Linked DNA regions of Homo sapiens: region 2 is linked to region 1. A link is a contact called in ENCODE Hi-C or POLR2A ChIA-PET data. All regions are on one chromosome and are shown on one strand. Each heading gives the region's core, a stretch centred on a gene start or an enhancer-like site at or near the end of the contact. The rest is flanking DNA. Distances are from core to core; before and after follow the strand shown. Region 1 holds the start of FKTN-AS1 (FKTN antisense RNA 1). Region 2 holds the start of TAL2 (TAL bHLH transcription factor 2).

Region 1 (4,005 bases), core at 1,034-3,533:
GGGTAGGGAGAATTAGGAGTGATTTTTACATGGTTCTTTACACTTTTCTATATTGTTCCAATATTTGTATAAGCATATATTATTTTCATAAGAAGTAAAATTATTTTATCCTAGGAGAAACAGATGATGGGTAGTGGTAGTGGCTTAATAACGGCCATATTTGCTAAACAGGATCTAGATTCTTGTCACTTAAAAGTATGGTCCTAAGAACATCAGTATCACATTGGAGCTTGTTAGTAATACAGAATTTTCAGCCCCCACCTACTGATTCATAATCTACATTTTAATAAAATCCTCAGATGATTCATATGTACATTAAAATTTGAAAAGCACTGATGTAGATGCTAAGGGCTTTACATGCAGGGAGGATAAGAACAATGTCTACCTTGCTCGTCGTTATATCCCTAGAACCAGCAGTGCTTGAAACATATAAATATTTGTTGAATAAATAAATATGTAAATGATACCACTTCTGGGTAGACAATTAGGCAGTGGAGATTATATCTATTTGAATTATTTATTTTCTGCCAGAATTCCCAGAAGTAGGTGCTTATTATTTGCTGTAAATGCTGTTAAATTAGCTTAATAACAACACTGGGCCCCTGAGAATCTACAACTATATGTAACTTTTTTAAAAAGAACTCCTTCCTTGCTCTTAGCTCTGAGATCCACATGCCTCCTTCAATAATTTCTCCAACCTCCTCTCTGTGGGTATGGCCTATAGTTACTCTCTCTACAATCTCTCCCTGAAACCAAATCCATTCTCAAGATTTTAACTACCACCTGTGAGAGAAAACACTATTTAAATTACAGTCCATGCACTCTATCTGCCTATATTTTCAACTCTATTTCCTGCACCTCACCTCAAATTTAACATGTTCAAAATTAACTTTTTTTTTTTTTTGAGACAGAGTTTCGCTCTTGTTGCCCAGGCCGGAGTGCAGTGGCCTGATCTTGGCTCACTGCAACCTCTGCCTCCCAAGTTCAAGCGATTCTCCTGCCTCAGCCTCAGGAGTAGCTGGGATTACAGGCGCCCGCCACCACACCCGGCTAATTTGTTGTATTTTTAGTAGAGATAGGGTTTCACCATGTTGGCCAGGCTGGTTTCGAACTCCTTGGCCTCAGGTGATCCACCCGCCTCAGCCTCCCAAAGTGCTGGGATTACAGGCGTGAGCCACCGCGTCCAGCCCCAAAATTAACAATTTTATTCTCTGTCAACTATCGTCCTCTCCCAGTCCAGAAGAAAGTAACTAGCTCTCCATCCTCACAGTCTCTAGTTTTACAGGCTTTAGAGAAGAGAGATCAGCTGGCCCAACATCACCTTATGGAGAATAGGCTCTAGAAGAATTAAATGACAGCCAAGAGGCTAGTTATTGGCAACCTCAGCACTCTACGATCTAAATCACTTTATTCCCAGTACACTATTGCATGCTGGAATTCAACAGAATTCCCATTTTTGCCAACAGCACTTAAACTTACTTTTTAGAAACGCAGGTTAAAAATATCATCACCCAGATCCAAGAAATCAAGTCCTGCGTATTGTTCTTTCGGCATTTCCCCGGTTCCTTTCTTCTTCCTTGTCAGAACACCCTGCACTTCCTTTCCACTAAGAGTTCTTTCACCGTTCAATGCCAGCCTTCCCAAATCCTCTACCCTCACTAAACTTATGTCCACAAATAGAATCGCTAAAATATAAATGCTTATTCCTGCATTTGATATCTTTGTCCATGGCCCAACAGAGATGGTTTCCAATCGTTCAAACCCTATTTATCCTCAGAGTCTAGCTCAAACACAGCCTTTTCTACTGGGCTTCCATCTGCCCAATTTCTAATATACTGCTCTATCATTCACTTTGTCATTTGTTCACAGCTTGATTTTTACCGACTGGAAACGTGCTATCTTCAAAAGCATAAAGAATCTGATATATCATCTAGGTCCTTTTTTTTTTTTTTCCACATCTGACAAAACTGAAGCCAAGAGAAATGTGGCTTACCTCATGTTAAATGAGAAATTGTAAATTTCAGGCCGGGCGCGGTGGCTCACGGCTGTAATCTCAGCACTTTGAGAGGCCAACGCGGGCGGATAACCTGAGGTCAGGGGTCACTACCCTAACCCGGCTACTACAAGAGTCTCGATCGTCCTCCAACCTTTCATCTGTCCCAGGATTAAGATTTCACCTGATGACACGCCCAGAAGTGCGGGAAGGACTGGCCAAGTGGAAGTCTACCACGCGATGCTCGTGGACTGACTGAGGAGTACCCAGCCCGGAGCGCGCTCAGCCTGTGGCCGGCCTCCTCACCAAGGGGTAGGCAGGTGCCCAGAATGCTGGAGGATGCCCGGTAAGGGCACCCGAGTCGCCAGCGGTACCTGTCTGAAGGCGCCCACCCATCCCCGGGTACCGACCTGAGCCTCCCGTACCTTACCTCACTCAACAGCAGGCTGCAGCCGCTCCGCTTTACGGCACTCACAGCAACCGCCGCAAAAGCCGCCGTCAAGTGCTGAGCGGCGGAGGCTGGCTTGGTTCCTGCTGGGACGTTCCCACGGTCCAGCCCCAGCCTCGGCTTTCCTGTGACTCTTGTCGCATCCTCACCGCCAGAAGTTCACTGAGCCCTGGCGATTCCTCGCTTTTATAATCTAGCCACTTAGCCAAAGCCCTTTTTTATCTCTTGCCTAATTGACAACTACAGCAGCGCACTGAGGCAATCTGAGAGTTTAAGTTCTGAAACGCTTTCGACAGCGGAAGATGAACTGGAGGCAGCAGCTGAGCCGTTTTCCAAGCCCGTTAAATGTGAACTTCTGATAAACGAGTGGTTTTTTTAGTGCGTGTGCTTTGCTAGAGGGATTCAGCATAACTCCCTGAAGTTTGGTTTGGATACAATTAGTAGAGCTAGGGGATAGAGTGGAAAATAGCAGCTGCGTTCACTATTCCTCATGAAGTTGAGGTGCCTTTATGACATTCAAGATTTAGCGACCTGTTGCCCTCCAGTTTAAGGCTGGATACAATTTTGTACCTGATTAACTTTTTTCTTTTCTTTTTTTGTAGAGACGTTGGGGGCTAGCAGGGCGGGGTGTGGCGGGGGTGGGGGGGAGGGCGTCCTCACCATCTTGCCCAGGCTGGTCTCGAACTCTTGGCCTCAAGCGATCCTCTCACTTTGGTTCTTTTAACGGTGTAATCCAAAAGGTGGTTGTTAAGGCTCAGATATTAATCTTCTTATAAATTTTTGAAAACCATAATTCACTAAACCAGTTACTGTAATTATAATTTATTTCTACAAAACGGAAAATACTCCCATCATATATTTGTTTTCTAAGCTTTGTTTTTAATTCTATCAGTACAGAAAGAAAAGGAAGAAAAAATCTTCCTCACTTCCTACAGGTTATGACATTTACCAACTTTTTGTTTTTCCTTCCAGAAATTTCCTATGCACATACAAGCTTACTGTTGAAGTCCTCTCATCCAATGCACTCAGAACGGGTAGGTACTCAGTAGGTTAATAAAAAAAAGTGGAAGGTTACACCAAGAGGAAGTAAGTTATCAAAGCTTAATGGCATCATTAACACAGGTGCTAACGTGATGGGACATGGGAAAACTTGAGCATCACATACTTGCTATTGATTGAAACACATCAAATATAAAAATTCTTGAGTTTATAATGACTCCTTAAAAAATAAAATTCAGTCGTGATTGAAGATTGCCAAGTTGAAGATTAAATATTCTAAAACTTGATAAGGGAAAACATCAAGCATTTATCCTGCCTTTCTTGTATGAATTGAATTTTAGTGTAACCAAAGTACTTATAAGAGTTCCAGCTAATAAATGGAGGATGATAAAACAATCACGATTTTGTAACTCCTAATAAAATAATCGAAAGGGCAACATCAATAGATGATAAAATTAAGGTGAAAGGTTGATGGGGAACTTTATAATAGACTGGCATCACCTAAACCCACTGATCTTAATCTCACTAAATTTGGGACAAGCATATATTATGTACTTCCTGATGT
Region 2 (4,005 bases), core at 418-2,917, 100 kb before region 1:
TTTCATAATTATAATTGAATTTTACAGGTCTTGAATCAGCAGGAGTTCAGGCTGAGTGAAACGTTTTAATGCATGACATGTGAAGTGAAGGCTTTAGCTAACTTATTTCAGCTAACTGTTTTTCGTAAGAAAACTACGAGCCCTAACACATAAATTATCCAGTTGTTTCGTCTCACAGATATAATCCACTATTTGCCTTTAGAAGTCACATATGTACAAATGGCTCAGCACAAGTAGCACCTCACACTTCTACAGAGTTGAAAGGACACAGAACTGTTCCACATATCTCTGCTGCATTCCTGTAATCCCCACACCTTAGTGGGCGGGGGGCGGGGGGTGTCTTTTCTCCACAGATTTTTCCCGCAAGTCTCCCAGGTTGGTTTCTGCAGGGGTTATCTTTCTATTCATCAATCTTAAGATTTATTTTGTTCACCTTTGATCAAATGCATCTCATTTTTCAAAACCATCTTTAAAATCTGTTCTGAGGGAAGCATATGCTGCTACTCATTCATCTGAGATCCATTATGAGAAAACTTTTTTTGTTATTGTTGTTTTTGAGAGCGAGTCTTGCTCCGTTGCCCAGGCTGGAGTGCAGTGGCATGATCTTGGGTCACTGCAACCTCCCCCTCCCGGGTTCAAGCGATTCTCGTGCCTCAGCCTCCTGAGTATCTGGGATTACAGGTGCGCACTACCACACCTGGCTCATTTTTGTATTTGTAGTAGAGACGGAGTTTCACCATGTTGGCCAGGCTGGTCTCAAACTCCTGACCTCAGGTGATCTGCCCATCTCAGCCTCCCAAAGTGCTGGGATTACAGGCGTGAGCCACCGTGCCCGGCCCATCAATCTTAAGATTTATTTTGTTCACCCTTGATCAAATCTCATTTTTCAAAACAAACTTTAAAATATGTTCTGAAGGAAGCATATTCTACTTATTCATCTGAGATCCATTATGAGAAAACTTCTTTCTTATAACTGAAGACATTGAGTATAAACAGTGATTTTCAGCCTTTTTTTTTTTTTATTTAGAATTTTTTCTCCAAAAGTCTTATGCAGAACCTGGATTTAAAATAGGCAGAGGTAGGCCGCTCTACCTGACATCCCTGGGGGGTGGCGGCCCACAAGTGACATTCCTCATGGCTTCTTTCAGCTCCCTGCAGCTGTCTCTGAGCCACCTCCCAGGAAGCTAGAATTCATGCTTCACGAGTTATCATCAGGTCAACTCTGGAACATGCAAAAGTCTGTCCACAGGCAGTGATTTCTGGGCAAGTGCTGCCCTGGGAGATGACAGCCAGAGCCACACTAAGGAATGTGGTGGCTTGGACCAGGTGAAGGAACCTGGTAGTTCTCAAGCAGAGTTCTGTCCTCCAGGCCTGGCAGGTGGGGTCCTTGAGGGAAGAGCCCCAGAATGTTCCCCTGAGCAGCCACTCCCGTTTGTTGCAGGCTTTGCTCCCCCAAGACCTTGACCAAGAAGTTGATATACCTCATTGCCAGGCGAAGCGTTTCATTTTTGCTCAGCTTTTTGTCTGGAGGGTGAGTGGGGATGAGCTTCCTCAGCTTGGCAAAGGCGCTGTTGACATTCTGCTGCCTCCACCGCTCCCTGGTATTTGTGAAGATCTTCCTGGTCATGTTTGAGTTCCTGAGATGGAAAGAGAAAGGGCCCTCAGGGCCAATATCTTATAAGAGGCCTGATTGGTATCACATGTCCTGCCAAGAACCTGAGATGTTAGATTTTCTCGACTCAGAGCTTACGAGATTCATTTCCTCATTTTCAGGTTTTTAAAAAAGAAAACAACCCCACAGGGACACAAACATATGCCTCTCACCTTTCGAGGCATCAGTGACGCTATGAATTATGCATAATTTCTTTTTTTAACTTAAAAACAACAGGGGAAGGTAAGAACAACACCCTTCAGCTTTTTCTCTCTGGCTGTTTTGAAGCCTCCAGTTGAAAGATTGCTTTGTCCCAATACTCCTGTTTCTTCCTTTATAACCAACTCTTCCTAATTGTTCAGAATCAGGTACAATATTGATTGAGTTTATGTATAAATGCAACATATGTTTGGCCAATAGAAAGTTTGTTTTTTGTTTTTTGTTTTTTTCTTTTTTTGAGATGGAGTCTCACTCTGTCACCCAGACTGGAGTGCCATGGCACCATCTCAGCTCACTGCAACCTCCAGCTCCCGGGTTTGAGCGATTCTCCTGCCTCAGTCTCCGGAGTAGCTGGGACTATAGGCGCCTGCCACCACGCCTGGCTAGTTTTTATATTTTTAGTAGAGATGGGGTTTCACCATGTTGGCCAGCCTGGTCTTAAACTCCTGATCTCAGGTGATCCACCCGCCTCGGCCTCCCAAAGTGCTGGGATTGCAAGCGTGAGTCACGATGCCCGGCCACCAACAGAGAGTTGAATATGAATCAACAATGTATTATCAGAATGAAGTAAAAAAAGAAAATGATTGTAGGTTTCGTTAATAAAATAAAATTTGGAATAGAGAAGACAATACAGCTCTCTTGTTAGCTGGCAGACCTCACCTGGAGGATTCAGCCCCTCTCTGTAAGAACTAAAATATCCAGACTGGACTATATTTAGAGGAGCAGGAACAGAATGATGAAGGGTCTTGAAACCCTGGTGTATGAAGAACAGAAGTGGGGGTATTTAGTCTCGCAAAAATGAAAAGACAAGGGGCAGGTGGGAGTGGTGATTTGGCGTGGATTCTGTAGAAGATACTTGGGCCTCTTTGGGGCTGCATTGGATGACCTTTCCAAGTCTAGGAGAGTGGTTTATCATCACATACTGCCGAGCATTATGCAGGCATTTTTCACTCTTAGAGGCAAGAGTCCCTTTTTTCAAGTGGCTTGGATTAACATGTGCTAATAGGAACACTTGGGAGGCACTGGCAAACAAGCCCAAGTCTAGCCCCAGGCAGTTTGATGTTCTTGGCTTACTGCTATTGGTCTGCTGCCTGCTCCACGCTCAGCTCCTCTGGGCACTGGGCCCTTTCTAGTTCCTCCGAAGACTCATGAATATTCCCAACTCTACACTTTCGCACATTGTCATTTTCTGTTCCTTGAATTTCCTCCCCACTCTCTACTTACCTATTTCTTTAAACAGCAGGTGAGATCTTCCCTTTCCAAGCCCTGACTCTACAGGAGTCTTCACGTAACTCAGCCATCAGTGGAACCATATGCATGGTGGTCAAGAGCACAGGCTCCAAGGCCAGAACCCCGGTTTGGCTGTTGGTTATACTCACCCTAGCTGTGTGACGAGCAATCTACTTAACCTCTCTGTGTTTCAAATGCCTCATAAGTAAAGATCAGTACAGGAGTACTGCATCATTGTGAGGACACATGAAATGATACACATAAAGCACCTTAGCTCAGTGTCTAGTGCATATTAAAGGCTCAATAAATATTTAATGATTGGCGGGACTCAGTGGCTCACACCCGTAATCCCAGCGCTTTGGGAGGCCAAGTCGGGGGGGGGGGGGGTGGCAGATCACCTGAGGTCAGGAGTTCACGACCAGCCTGGCCAACACGGTGAAATTCCATCTCTACTAAAAATGCAAAAATTAGCAGGGCGTGGTGGCGCACGCCTGTAGTCAGAGCCAATCAGGAGGTTGAGACAGAAGAATCACTTGAACCCAGGAGGTGGAGGTTGCAGTGAGTCGAGATCGCGTCATTGCACTCCAGCCTGGGCGACAGAGCGAGACTGTCTCAAAAAAAAAAAGAAAATTAATGATTGCAATTATTATCTTTAAAAATAAAACAGTGAAAAATAAATGTTGTAATTTATCATTTTCTTCCTAATGAAGAAGTTATATGCATTAGAGAAGGTCTTAGCTTTGTTTATGTGCTCTTTTGATTCACTTTACAGGAATATATGGGTGTGTGTGTGTGTGTGTGTGTGTGTGTGTGTGTGTGTGTGTGTGTAGAGCAAAAACCTGGAAGGATTCAGGCCAAACTGTCAACAGTGGTTCATTGGGAGAGGACAGTAGATTGGGAGAAGA

Evidence for each region. Hi-C counts contacts between places; a loop is a spot of excess contacts on that map. ChIA-PET counts read pairs that join two places held with the same protein, here RNA polymerase II (POLR2A). Pooled maps may share reads with other maps.
Region 2: a loop to region 1 is called in a pooled map, with 2.2 times the contacts of the local background. The contact joins the promoter of TAL2 here to the promoter of FKTN-AS1 in region 1. A Hi-C loop is called at or near these places in 2 of 50 pooled maps. POLR2A ChIA-PET finds 5 or more read pairs at or near these places in 2 of 52 experiments (activated CD4-positive, alpha-beta memory T cell and activated naive CD4-positive, alpha-beta T cell).

The regions. Positions count from the first base shown.
Region 1 is chr9:105,556,584-105,560,588 of GRCh38, reverse strand. FKTN-AS1 (FKTN antisense RNA 1) reads left to right here and starts at 2,283. Exons shown (of 3, transcript NR_184141.1): 1 at 2,283-2,819; 2 at 3,414-3,475. FKTN (fukutin) reads right to left here and starts at 2,458. Exons shown (of 11, transcript NM_001079802.2): 1 at 2,424-2,458. RefSeq lists enhancers at 2,198-2,387, 2,548-2,597.
Region 2 is chr9:105,660,119-105,664,123 of GRCh38, reverse strand. It overlaps TAL2 (TAL bHLH transcription factor 2), which reads right to left and starts at 1,667. Exons shown (of 1, transcript NM_005421.3): 1 at 1,000-1,667. The coding sequence starts at 1,627. The coding sequence ends at 1,301. RefSeq lists an enhancer at 1,551-1,640.